Linked DNA regions of Homo sapiens: region 1 is linked to region 2. Evidence: chromatin contacts called from ENCODE Hi-C or POLR2A ChIA-PET data. All regions are on one chromosome and are shown on one strand. Each heading gives the region's core, a stretch centred on a gene start or an enhancer-like site at or near the end of the contact. The rest is flanking DNA. Distances are from core to core; before and after follow the strand shown. Region 1 has its middle 22 kb from the start of GSG1. Region 2 has its middle 33 kb from the start of EMP1.

The links. A loop is a pair of places that touch in the nucleus more often than their neighbours do. ChIA-PET counts read pairs that join two places held with the same protein, here RNA polymerase II (POLR2A). Pooled maps may share reads with other maps.
Region 1: a map of endothelial cell of umbilical vein shows a loop between it and region 2 (5-fold over the local background). The contact joins two enhancer-like sites. A Hi-C loop is called at or near these places in 8 of 168 maps with a recorded cell type or tissue (MCF 10A, PC-9, ascending aorta and 4 more) and 3 of 50 pooled maps. POLR2A ChIA-PET finds 5 or more read pairs at or near these places in 7 of 52 experiments (MCF 10A, OCI-LY7, PC-3 and 4 more).

The regions. Positions count from the first base shown.
Region 1 is chr12:13,122,399-13,128,558 of GRCh38, reverse strand. No RefSeq gene overlaps it. Among named protein-coding and RNA genes, the nearest start is that of GSG1, 22 kb to the right of the region's middle. RefSeq lists an enhancer at 3,257-3,758. Within about 2 kb of position 3,323, at least 2 of the 41 ENCODE cell types and tissues checked have a DNase peak (open chromatin) inside an H3K27ac peak, as active enhancers do; they include PC-9 and endothelial cell of umbilical vein, where a contact is called at or near this core.
Region 2 is chr12:13,160,520-13,166,963 of GRCh38, reverse strand. No RefSeq gene overlaps it. Among named protein-coding and RNA genes, the nearest start is that of EMP1, 33 kb to the left of the region's middle. RefSeq lists enhancers at 1,095-1,389, 519-1,718. Within about 2 kb of position 1,288, at least 15 of the 41 ENCODE cell types and tissues checked have a DNase peak (open chromatin) inside an H3K27ac peak, as active enhancers do; they include PC-9 and endothelial cell of umbilical vein, where a contact is called at or near this core.

The DNA.
Region 1 (6,160 bases), core at 2,074-4,573, 40 kb after region 2:
CCGTGGAAGAATTCAGAAGGTATTTCACCACCTGAGCACGCACATGCACACGCTCTTACAGCTCCATTCAGGAGATGAGACTTTGTGGAGGCAGACAGAATGGTAATTGTTCCTTCACAGTGAAGATTCTAGCTAAATGATAAGCAGAAATGGAAAAAGGAGTGGGAAGAGCTGAGTCGGGACACACTCTAGAAAATTATATGCAGGCGACAGACACGCTTCTTGCCCACGAAGACCCCCAGAGCAATTTATAAATGTATTTGCCCTGACTGGGGAGGAATTCGGCCTCTAATCACCCACCCCTTTTCTGGTGGGGAGGGATGGCTTACATCTGGGATCTATTAAAAATACCTGTGTCCAGGCCGGGCGTGGTGGCTCACGCCTGTAATCCCAGCACTTTGGGAGGCCAAGGTGGGTGGATCACCTGAGGTCAGCAGTTAGAGATCAGCCTGACCAACATGGTAAAACCCAGTCTCTACTAAAAATACAAAAATTAGCCAGGCGTGGTGGCGCATGCCTGTAATCCCAGCTACTCAGGAGGCTGAGGCAGGAGAATCGCTTGAACCTGGGAGGCAGAGGTTGCAGTGAGCCAAGATCGCACCACTGCACTCCAGCCTGGGTGACAGAGCAAGACTCCATAAAAAAAAAAAAAAGGCTGTGTCCAGGTAAGGATGTAATGGAAACAAGACCAGAAGACAGAGCACATTTCTCACTACTTCTGCTGAAGGAAAACTCACCCAGTGCTTTTCAGGGAAGCAGGGGTGCCCTGCTCACTTGGGTCCTCATTGTACACCTTTAGCTCACTCGACACACATATACTACGACACACATTAGCTAGTGCCAGATACTATGCTTTGCTCTGGAAATGCAAAAATGAGTGGCATGTCCCTCCCTCTTCCCGAGAATGTTACAGTCTGATGGGTAAATATTTACAATATGATGGATATTTGTAAAAGGCACAGTAATGGCACAGAGTCAATAGTGATCAACTTCTGGAGACAGAAAGAGACCGTTCCAGTATCACAGAAGTTGAGTCCCAAGCTGTGCTTTAAAAACGAGTAGGAGCTCTTCCAATCTGGGGAGTAGAAAAAAATAAATTAAAAAAAGAAAGAAAGAAAAATGAGTAGGAGCTCAAGAGAATGAGAAAACAAGCCACAGACTGAAAGAAAATGTTTGCAAAAGACATATCTTATAAAGGACTGTCATCCAAAATGCAGGCCGGGCGTGGTGGTTCATGCGTGTAATCCCAGCACTTTGGGAGGCCGAGGCAGGTGGATCACCTGAGGTCAAGAGTTCAAGACCAGCCTGGCCAACAAGGTGAACCCTCATCTCCACTAAAAATACAAAAATTAGCTGGGCATGGTGGCAGGTGCCTACAATCCCAGCTACTAGAGAGTCTGAGGCAGGAGAATCACTTGAACCCAGGAGGCAGAGGTTGCAGTGAGCAGAGATTGTGCCATTGCACTCCAGCCTGGGTGACAGAGTGTATATACATATACATATATATATATATATATATATGTATATATACAACTCTTCAAACTCAACAATTATGAAAACAATTTGATTTTAAGATGGAGAAAAGATTTAAACAGACACCTCACCAAAGAAGATAGACAGATGGCAAATAAGCATATGACAAGGTGCTCAACATCATATGTCACTAGAGAATTGCAAATTAAAATAAGATACTACCATGCACTTATTATTTAATAGAATTGTCAAAATCCAGAACAGTGATGACATCGAGTGCTGACAAGAATGTGGAGCTAAAGAAACTCTCATTCATGGCTGGTGGAAATGCAAAACAGTACAACCACTTTGAAAGGCAGTTCAACGGTTTCTCAAAAAACAAAACATGCTCCTATCAAATGACTCAGCAACCATGTTCCTTGGTTGGTTTCAACCAAATGAGTTGAAAACTTATGCCCATGCCAAAACCTGCACACAGATGTTATGGCAGTTTTATTCATAATTGCGAAAACTTGGAAGCAACCAAAATGTCCTTCAGTTTTGTCCTTCAAAAACTGTTTTGCATTCAGACAATGGAATATTATTCAGGACTAAACAACAGTGAGCTATTAAGCCATGAAAATACATGGAGGAAACATAAATGCATGTTACTAAGTGAAAGAGGCTGCTCTGAAAAGGCTATGTACTATATGATTGCAACTACATGACATTTCAGAAAAGGCAAAACTATGGAGATAATAAAAAGATCAGTGGTTGCCAGGGGTTTGAGGGAGGGATGAAGAGATGAAGCACAGAGGATTTGTAGCACAGGGAAAGTACTCCGTCTCACTATAATAGTGGATACATGTCATTACACGTGTGCCTAAACCCATAGAATGTACTACACCAAGAGGGAGCCCTAATGTAAACTAGGGACTTGGGGTGATACTCATGTGTTAATGTATCAGTCATAACAAATGTATCACTCTGGCTTGGGATGCTGATAATGAGGCTGGGGCAAGGGCTCAGAGGATATATTGGAACTCTGTGCTTTCTGCTCAATTTTGCTGTGAACCTAAAACTGCTCTAAAAACCAAAGTCTATTTTTTAAAATGAGTAGGAGGGCATCACTGACTACCACACATGACAACGTGGGCTCAAATAAGGGCCCAGTAAAGTCAAGCCCTCTGTATTCCAGGTGAAGCACTCCCATAAACCAACACAACGATATATTTCTAAAGATCATAATTCTATGGCCAGGCGCAGTGGCTCACACCTGTAATACCAGCACTTTGGGAGGCCGAGGCGGGCTGATGATGAGGTCAGGAGTCCAAGACCAGCCTGAACAATATGGTGAAACCCCATCTCTACTAAAATTACAAAAATTAGCTGGGTGGGGTGGCACACGCCTCAGGAGGCTGAGGCAGGAGAATTGCTTGAACCTGGGAGGCGGAGGTTGCAGTGAGCCAAGATCGCACCACTGCACTCCAGCCTGGGTGACAGAGCAAGATTCCATCTCAAAAAAGAAAAATCATAATTCTATTTGAGGAGTTCACCAGGTAACCAAGGTTGGGGAAAGACAGATTATGAATGCAAAGCACTGAGCACAGAAAACGGTTATTGTTGTAAATCGCCAATGCATGGCAGCTGTTACTGTTACTCTCAGCCTCTTCCTCTTCATCGTCATCATCAACAGCATTCCTAGAAAGCAGAACAACATGTCAAAGGCACAGAGACAGGAAATGCCATGAAGCTGTTGAAAGTGCACCGAGAATGCCCTGTTGATGGACACAGGGATTGTGATAGCAGCAGTAAGGAGACAGGCTAGGTCTTTCAAAACCATGATTAATCCCAAAGAAATGCAGGCTTTATCCTGTAGATAAAGAGGGCACCAGTGGATAGTCTTAAGCAAGGAAGCAATCAGCTCAGATTTGCATTTCTGAACAACTGGGGCAGGGGCCAGTCTGAGGGTGCTGCCATTGTCCAAAATAGGAATGAGGCTGCTCTGGACCAAGTAGCTGGGCTAAGGTCGGGGGAAGGAGGGTGAGCTGGTAGAACTCATAGACTTTAGAGACTGCTTAGATGTTGAAGTGAGGGAGGAGGAGAGAGAGCTGTCTAGGGTGATGTCTTGGTTTCTGGTTTTAGTAAATGAGATGGTGGGGACATGAAGGGAGTCACCTGTTCGGACAGGGCAATAAGGTGAGGAGGAGGAAACAGGAAACAGCGGGTGAGTTCTCTGTCCATAAGACATTCCAGGGCTTCCTGGAACCATCAATGATCAACACAGGCAGCATTTATGAAGCCCTGCCACTCTGCTGAGCCTTCTGCTGCATGAGCTCATTTAATCCTTCCAACAACCATATAAAACAGATCTTGTTGTTGCTGTTGCTTTTATTCTTGTTTTACAGATAAGAAAACTGAGGCTTACAAACTTGCCAAAAGTCACACGGACAGTGGTGGGGGCAAAGATCTAAACCTATGCACATCTTCCTGCAAAGCCCACATGCTCCAAATTAATCCACTCTATTGACTCTTTGGACGGCCATCACCTCCTGCCCTTTCTCCTTTGTGTGAACTAGAAACATGTGGCCTTGTCTCCCTAACAGACCCAGACCCCACTTGGGTACACAGTTTGGAGACGGAGCTCACTCTTCCCTCAGCTGGGGACACTTGGCAGGGTGCAACCTGCACCACTGTACACTGGACAGTGTGAACTGACCTGGGAACTAAATAAGCCACCATGACAAGGTAAGATTTTCATTTAAAAAATAAAAAGTAGAGCTAGGGTAAAAATTGAGCCATGAAGATATAAAAGAAGGTTGTATATTTGGTAGATTTGTCATGGAAACCTTTGGGACTCAGAAATTTGCTTTCCTTAGTAATGTAGAGCAATGGCAATTGCTACAGCTAATTAATGGCTGTGACTTTTAGGAGAGCAGTTTCCAAATACCAGTCCTTGGACCAAGTGGTCCATGATGAAGTGTCACTGCAAGATAAACTGAGAAGCATAAGGGCAATGCAATGCCTGTTTCTGTGCCGGTAGGTAGAATACATATTACATAAATATGTACCTATCAGTATAACCTTCCTCATTGCCTTTTTTGGGAAGAAATACTCTAAGAACTACTCCATTTTTAGTGTATTTTTTACATCCCAAGCAGCAACTCCAAAATTCTGGAACAACGAATTAAGGTTTGCAGTTAGCAAACCTTAATCAGTCATTTAACCAACATTCACTAAGCATCTACTCTCTGCCAGGCCCTGGGGGTGTCCCAGTGAACAACACCAACCAATTTCCACTCTTACAGAGATTCCCTAGTGGAAAAGGTGGGTACTGATGATGTCAGGAGAGGCGCAGTGAAGGAGGAGACCCAGGCATTAAGGGGGCAGATGACAGGCAACCTCACCTCACTGCTGGCATTTGGGAAGGCTTTTCTGGAAAAACAGCACTTACGCTGAGACCTTAAAAAATGACTGGGAATTGGCTGAGTGAAGTGGCCCTAAGTGGCAGCAAAGAGTAGAGCAGTTTTGAGGAACTGAAGGAAGGCGGTGAGGCTGAAGGGCTGGTAGGCTGGCTACATCACAGAGGACTTCACTGGTTTACATCCAGATAGTCCATAGCTAAGAGAGGACAGTGCCCCCACTACAGGGTAAGCCATAACCAAACACATCACCTGTGTCTCCAGAGGATGCTGCTGTCTGTCTGCTGGCAGCGAGTCAGCAACCAATAAATGTCTGACTGCACACGATCAAGCCCTTGATAAGTAATCAGTGTTCAATGAGTAAGTTTCTGTCACCCCTGGCAAGGTTGAGCAAACAGGTCACTTAGCTGACTGCTCTGAGCTTCATTTCTTCTCATGTCTAAAATAAACAGGTTAGATTAAATATGCCGTAAGGGTCCTTCCAGGGCTAGCATTCCATCAGGATCAATCTATAACAGCTACCATTTATCGAGCATTTATAATTCGAAGTCACCATGCTAGATGTATCTGTTTTATGGACAATCTTCATAACAGCCCCATGGGGTAGGTATCATTACCACAGTTTTCTAGATGAGAAACTCTGAGACATAGAGTAAAAGTTCCAAGGTCACACCTCATAGGTAGCAGATCCAGGATTCAAACCCATCTCTACCCGATGCCCAAGCCACACTCTATCCACCAGTCCACACCACCATGAAGTCTCTTGTGATGTTCAATGATTCAGTCACTGAGTTCTATTTGCATTCTTCACCCTAGCATTGGAAGTCTCTATTCTCCCATTCTTTACCCTGGGTCAGATCAGACTGGCTTCCTGGTTGGCCCAATACACTCATTTCTCTGCAGCACTTTGCTTTGCTGTCCACCCTTGAAGCACCCATCACCACCTCCCTCCCCTCATTGCAATGAAACCACGTAAACAACTGGACAAATGACTGCTGGAAACTGAATGTTTGTGTCCCTCTAAAATCAATATGCTGAAATCCTAACCCCCAATATGATGGCAGTAGCAGGTCAGGCCTTTAATAGGTGATTAGGTCTTGAATGGGATTAGTGCCCTTACAAAAAAAAAAAAAAAGAGAGCTCCCTCACTCCTTCCACCATGTGGTGACACAGTGAGAAGACAGCTGTCTTTGAACCAGAAAGTAAGCTCTCCCCAGACACAAAATCTTCTAGCTCCTTGATCTTGGACTTCCCATCCTCCAGAACTGTGAGAAATAAATTTCTGC
Region 2 (6,444 bases), core at 39-2,538:
ACCAGACATCTCTTTTAGGACCAAATCCTCTGTTACCCCTAGATTCCTATTTCATGGATCCTGCCTCTTATCCGGTTCCCTGGCTCAGAGACACACACTGAGCCATCTCCTGTGACCTACTTGGAAGGGGGACCCGCATCCTGGACTTCTCAAGACTTCACCCAGACCGTAAAGTGGCCCTAAGCCCTTTCCAGCTTGCTTGTTCTTAGGTACCAAATAGATAGTCAGTTTGTGGCACTCATTAAGCTTATGCTGTGGACAGAGCAGTGTAGTGAGGCCTTATGGAGAAAAACAATAGAAATAGAAGTTTTGGTCCCTCAGAGTATGTGAGTGAGTGTCAATGGGCCAACCTGTTAAATGCAAGCCATTATCCTCAGCACTTTCATATACATTCCTTCATTTATCTTCACAGTGACTCCAGGAGTTAGAGCCTCATTTTCTGATTTCCAGAGGAATAATCTGAACCTCTCCGAGATTGAGGAACCTGCCTCAAGTAACGGCTGGTAAGTGACATATCCAGGATTCCTGACTCCGAGGCCACAGCGCTTTTCACAACACCACAGTTGCATTAAAGAGAATCCATCCCACCTGCAAATACAGAGCACTGTGCCCTGAAATAGACTCAAAAGCGTTTTCAAAATAGCACATCAATAAGAACAAACGCATTAGAAAATAAACTCTGAGCCTGTGTGTTCTGGTCTCTTCTGTAGAAAGGAGGGGTTCAACAGTGAAAGATTCCTAAAAGAGGTAAATTTGAAACCTAGTTTGAAAGAACAGAGGCTACAGATAGGCAGAGAAGAGAAAATAAAGTTGGAATTAGCATCTTCTCTTAAGGTTATGTAGACATTCCTGCCATTGTGGAACAAATTTTCCACTCTGTCTACCAAAGTAAGAGGAATTATGCTTAAACATGGCAGGGTGGATTCAGGTTAGCATAAAAGACATTTCTGGTGATGAGGTGGTTAAATACCAAACTATTTCATTAAAGGAAGTGGTGAAATGTAGATTGTTTTTTTCCCCTCAGATGACTTTGGCTTACTCCTGGAGACAGGAGATGAACACAGCAACTCTGCAGACATCAACTGAAAACGGCAATTCTGGGGTTATAAGATAACTTTATTATGCTCATATAAAAAGGGTTCAGGGCAACCTGTATAATAACAAACTATTGCTCATCCCTAGACCCTCCCAAAGAGCCACTGCAAAGTAGTTTCTCACCTTTCCCATACCCTGACAAGCAGGAACCAGAAAGGGCCTGAGTCACCAGGTCACGTGACTGAAAGTGCAGCTGGGGCCTCTGTCTGCACTTGGCATGGCCGCATGAAACCAAAATTGCCTGTGCCCTGCAAGCTGAAGAGCACCAAGCAGTTACAGGTTATGTCAGGAAACCCAGGGCTGCCATCCAACTGCTGGAGCCGTCCCTGTTTGCAATGGAAGAAAAGGGTATTTGCAATTGCTCCTTCCCCACACTGTGGCTGCTGTTCAGGTGTTAGTTTCAGTTAGTTAGTTAGTTAGTTAGTTAGTTAGTTAGTTAGTTAGTTAGTTAGCTAGCTAGCTGGTTGGTTAGGTAGTTAATTGGCTAGTTGGTTAGTTAGGTGGTTAGTTAGCTGGTTGGTTAGTTAGTTAGCTAGTTTTGCAAATAGTATAAGGGCATGCTCCATCCCTAAGAAAATGATGCTTTTTCACAGACCTATTAATGATTGAACTGCCCCTTCAGGAAGGCAGGCCTTGAACCAGAAGTCCCCAAGAAGAAACTCTTCCCTTCCTGCTCTAATGATTTCCATTTTCCTAAGAATCCTGGACTCAGAGACTATTCGAGTTAGTAAGACCTTAGGCATTTATTTCAGTCTCGTTGTTTTCCAGGAAAGGAAGCTCAAGCCTAAAGGGATGAAGTGACTTGCCCAAGGTCACACATCTGGTCAGTGCCCTTCACCTGGGGTGAACCTTCACACATCCAAGGTGAAGACGAAGGAAGTCAGCCGTTTCCCTCTTGTGTTTCAAGCAATGAAGTTTGCTTAAGATTGGTGAATGTAGTCTTAGACATTTCTCCTTCCTCTTCATGCCCCACATACCAACACCACCAAACACATAACAATTGCCTGCTCTGCTTCTCTTTTCATGGGAAGATTTTCAATCTATAGGCACCATCAGTTCCTTCTAGCAGAAATGGAAATGGCTTCCTGACCCACGGACGGAGGTGGCTACCTTTGGCAACTCAGGCGGGATGGCTAATACAGGTGTTTTTCGTCATTCTCATCTCCCAAACCCCAGAGCCCACCTTCTCACCACCAAAGGAGATCAGTCAGATGCAGACCATGTGAGATGGCTGGAAGAGCCCGGGTTTTCAAATCAGCAGCCCTAGATACCATTAACTGCATGGCCTCTCTAGAGGCGCTTAGTGATTGGCATCTCTAAATTGGAGATGAAAATGCCGTGGTGCCATGAGAATGGAATGAGATCATATTTGGGGAAAGCCCTTTGGAAATGGTTATGAGAGGAAATGCCAGGGATTTTCATTACTGGCTTCAGGCTGCCCTAGGCTTGACCATGCAGTCGAGTTCACAGCCCAAAGGAAGGGTGTCTGCAGCTGGGCTGGGCCAGAGGTGGGGCTGGAGATTGGAAATGTGGGTTCCTCCACCTGTGTACATAAGAAAGCGCCTCTTCCAACAGCCCTCAGAGAGGGGCATGGACAGGGCCAGCAGTAGCCCAACTCCCAGAACGCAGCTGCCATGTGTCAGCCCTGAAGCTACCTTTTTTTCTCCTTTTTTTTTTTTTTTTTTTTTTTTTTTTGGTTCTCATAGGTCTGGAGCATTTGAAAGGGGCTGGTTCACTACTGGCCTGGCAGACAGGCAGCTTGCTCCAGGGCAACAACTCATGTTTTTCCCCAGTGTGAGCTTGTGCAAGTGGAGAATGCTGGGAATGTGAAGCCTGTTCCCTATTACTCCACTTCCTTTGCGCACTCAGTTTCCCCTCCCTCCTCAATTTCTTCCGCAGTCTTGATGAGAAATGATAGTCTCAGAGAGAGAGCAAGCTCTTTTACTCAAGTTAGCCACACCACCTATTTCATCTCTTCTGGAAAACTCCTCCCTCAATAAGCACGGCTGGCCCTGTATACTCCCTTTTCCCATTCAACTGCACCTTCAATTTCTCCTGTCCACAGACTTCCTCTGTGTTTATAAGCATGTACAGACTTCTAATAACTCGAGAAATGTTCCTTGATGTCTCCTCCACCATTCACTCTACTTACAATCCTATTCATATTTGCTTGCCATTGCCACACTTCTTCAATCAGTGGTCTGTACAAGCAGTCTCTTCTTTCCCGAAAATCAGTATTTTGTCCCACTTCGTGTTCTATAGAAACTCTACTCCCAGAGGTCAATGAGGAATTGTCTAAAGGTCAATGCCTAATTTTTGGTCTTCGTTCTTCCTCTGCAATGTTGATGTTCCATTCAGTGGGATCCACTTCTCCTCTGGCTTCTGTGACAGTACTCAACCCTCATGTCATCCCCGTCTGCTGCTCTGTCACCTTAATCAACTCCTCTTCTCTTTACTGCCTCCTTCAATAGACATGTGTCAATATGAAGTTCCCAGGGCCTCTGCTATTCTGTTTATTCTGTTTCTCTAGTTAATTCCACTTTCTTAAATGGATGGCTTTTCATTTTGAAAGCGTGTCCCAAATCTGTATCTCCGTATATGACTACTCTGACCTGCAAACGCCTATTGGATATGTTCCTCAGGGTCTTCGTAGTTATTTGATATATCTAAAATTAAATTCATCATCTTTCTGGATTCCCTGTTTCTGTTAATAATACTTCTCTCTCAATTACTCATTTGGAAGCTAAGCTTGAAAACCATTCCTAATTCCTTCACCTGTTTCATCCCCATGTTCAGTCAATCACCAAGTAAGTCAGCTCTTCTTTCTAACAAGTAAAAAGGAGAGTTCTAAAGCAATCTCCTTTCCTCCTTACTCATTTTATTTCTACTGACTTCACCCTCCATAGTTCAGATAAATTGTTTTTTTATTCATTCATTTAACAACTATGCATATATATCAAGTGTCTACTCTGAGCCAGGCTTTGTGCTAGGAATTAGGTAAGCAAAAACAGACTCAGACTTTCCCGATTCCAGCAACAGAATTTATAACCTGGGAGAAGAGACAAGCATCGCTCAGGAAAACTCTAATGAAAATAGAGCTATACACTGAAATTAGTACTCCTGAAAGAGAAGAACACAATTAAGGATTGAAACATCAAGTATGAGTAGAAATTGACTAGACAAATGGAGGTGTCCTGCTCAGAAGAGGAAGAAAGTTGCTTACTGATGGAACAATTTATTCTAAGACTATTTGGTTAAAAGGAATATAGGAGGTTCAGGAAACAGAGAGGCCAATGAGGCTGGAGCTGAGAGGGCAAGGGGTAAGATGAGACTGGAGAAGAAAGAAAGGGACAGACTATGTCAGGTCTAGTCAACCAAGGTAAGGTATTTGGTTGGACTCCATCCTAAGATCAATGAGGAGCAAAGGAAGAGTTGTTACTATTGCTCACTTTGACAGTAGCCACGGCCTCCTGCTGAGATTCTGGCTTTCCTTACTCCAATCTGTGTTGCATGTCATCACAAGCGTTTTCATGGGATAATCTGCTAATCTATCTCTCTACGTTTACTTCCCAACATCATCTTACACAATGTATACATCATAGCTAACCGGTCTACCCTTTGGTCCCTGGGCTATCTTGTGCTTTCCTGACCCTGAGATTTTGCTCACCTCCCATAGCCTCCTCTGCTTCAACTGCTGTCTACCACTCCCCTCTATCTCATGCCTGCCCCCTCATTGAAGGAATCATTTAAATCCAATATTTTCTGGAAATCATAAACCTAACTTAAACATGACTCTCCGTGCTTTCAATAACCATGATACTTATATTGCAAGAGCCTGGGCTTTAGGGCCACGGAGTCTTGGTTTGAGTGCTGATTTTGAGCAAATCACTTATTTCTGGAAGCCTCAGATATCTAATATATAAAATGGATAAAATTATTGTACTTATCATATAGAGTTGTTGGGAGAATTAAATCAGAATACATTTCTGAAGCATCTAAAAGAATACCTGGCACATAGCAAACACTGAATACATGTTACTTACAGGCCCCCTTCTCATTCTCTTACTTTTCAAAAGAAATGATAGGCTTTCTGAAGAAAGGGACTATGTGTTATTTATCTTTATTTCTACACCTGACATAATAGATCTCCAACCCATAACATTGAAGGATTGAAGATGTTGAATGAATGCTGAAAAATGTTAGAGAATTGTTTAATGATGTGGAATGCAATATTAGAAAATCTTTTCATTAACACACCACATTAGTAGATTAAAGGGAGAAATCTGATCATCTCATAGATGGAAAACAGCCAAAATTTAACTTTGTCATGAAAAACATCTTATCAACAGTAAAACATTTATGCCTATCCAATGAAGAAAAAAGAAAAAACGTAACAGTCTTAATCTCAAAAGTGTATTCACTAAAACACTATAGGTAACATTATATTCGATGGTAAAATCTTAAAAGCAATTGCATTAAAGTCAGGAGTAAGACAATAATGCTTATATCAACATTTCCAGTCAGTCCTAGACAGTGAAATAAGACAAGGATTAGAAAAAGAAATGCACAAAGTAAAAAAAAGAATTTACAAAACTGCCCCTACTGGCAGAGGAGAGGAGTGTCTATAGAAAATCTACATTAAAAATGAATATTGGCCAGGCACGGTGGCTCATGCCTGTAATCCCAGCACTTTGGGAGGGCAAGTCGGACAGCTCACTTGAGGTCAGGAGTTCGAAACCAGCTGGCCAACATGGCGAAACCCCGTCTCTACTAAAAATACAAAAATTAGCCAGGTGTGGTGGCGGACGCCTGTACTCCCAGCTACTCTAGAGACTGAGGCATGAGACTCACTTGAACCTGAGAGGTGGAGGTTGCAGTGAGCGGAAACCATGCCACTGTGCTCTAGCCTGGCTGACAGAACAAGACTCTGTCTCAAAAAAAAAAAAAAAAGAGTATCAGTAAAATTAATAAAAGCTTTCAGCAATGTTATTAGAAACAAAATCAATGGGTAAAAATCAACAGTATATATCTGTATCCATATCCATATTCATAGTGCTGAATAACGGAATATTATTCAGTCTTAGAAAGGAGGTACCAATACAGCTACAACATGAAAAGCACCTTAAAAGATTGTGCTAAATGAAAGAAGCCAGTCACAAACGACTACATCATATATAATTTTATTCATATGAAGGCCCAGAAGAGAGAGACATAAAAAGATAGAAAGGAGATCAGTGGGCCGGGCACGGTGGCTCATACCTGTAATCCCAGCACTTTGGGAGGCTGAGGCAGGTGGATCATGAGGTCAGGAGTTCAAGACCAGCCTAGCCAACACAGTGAAACCCCATC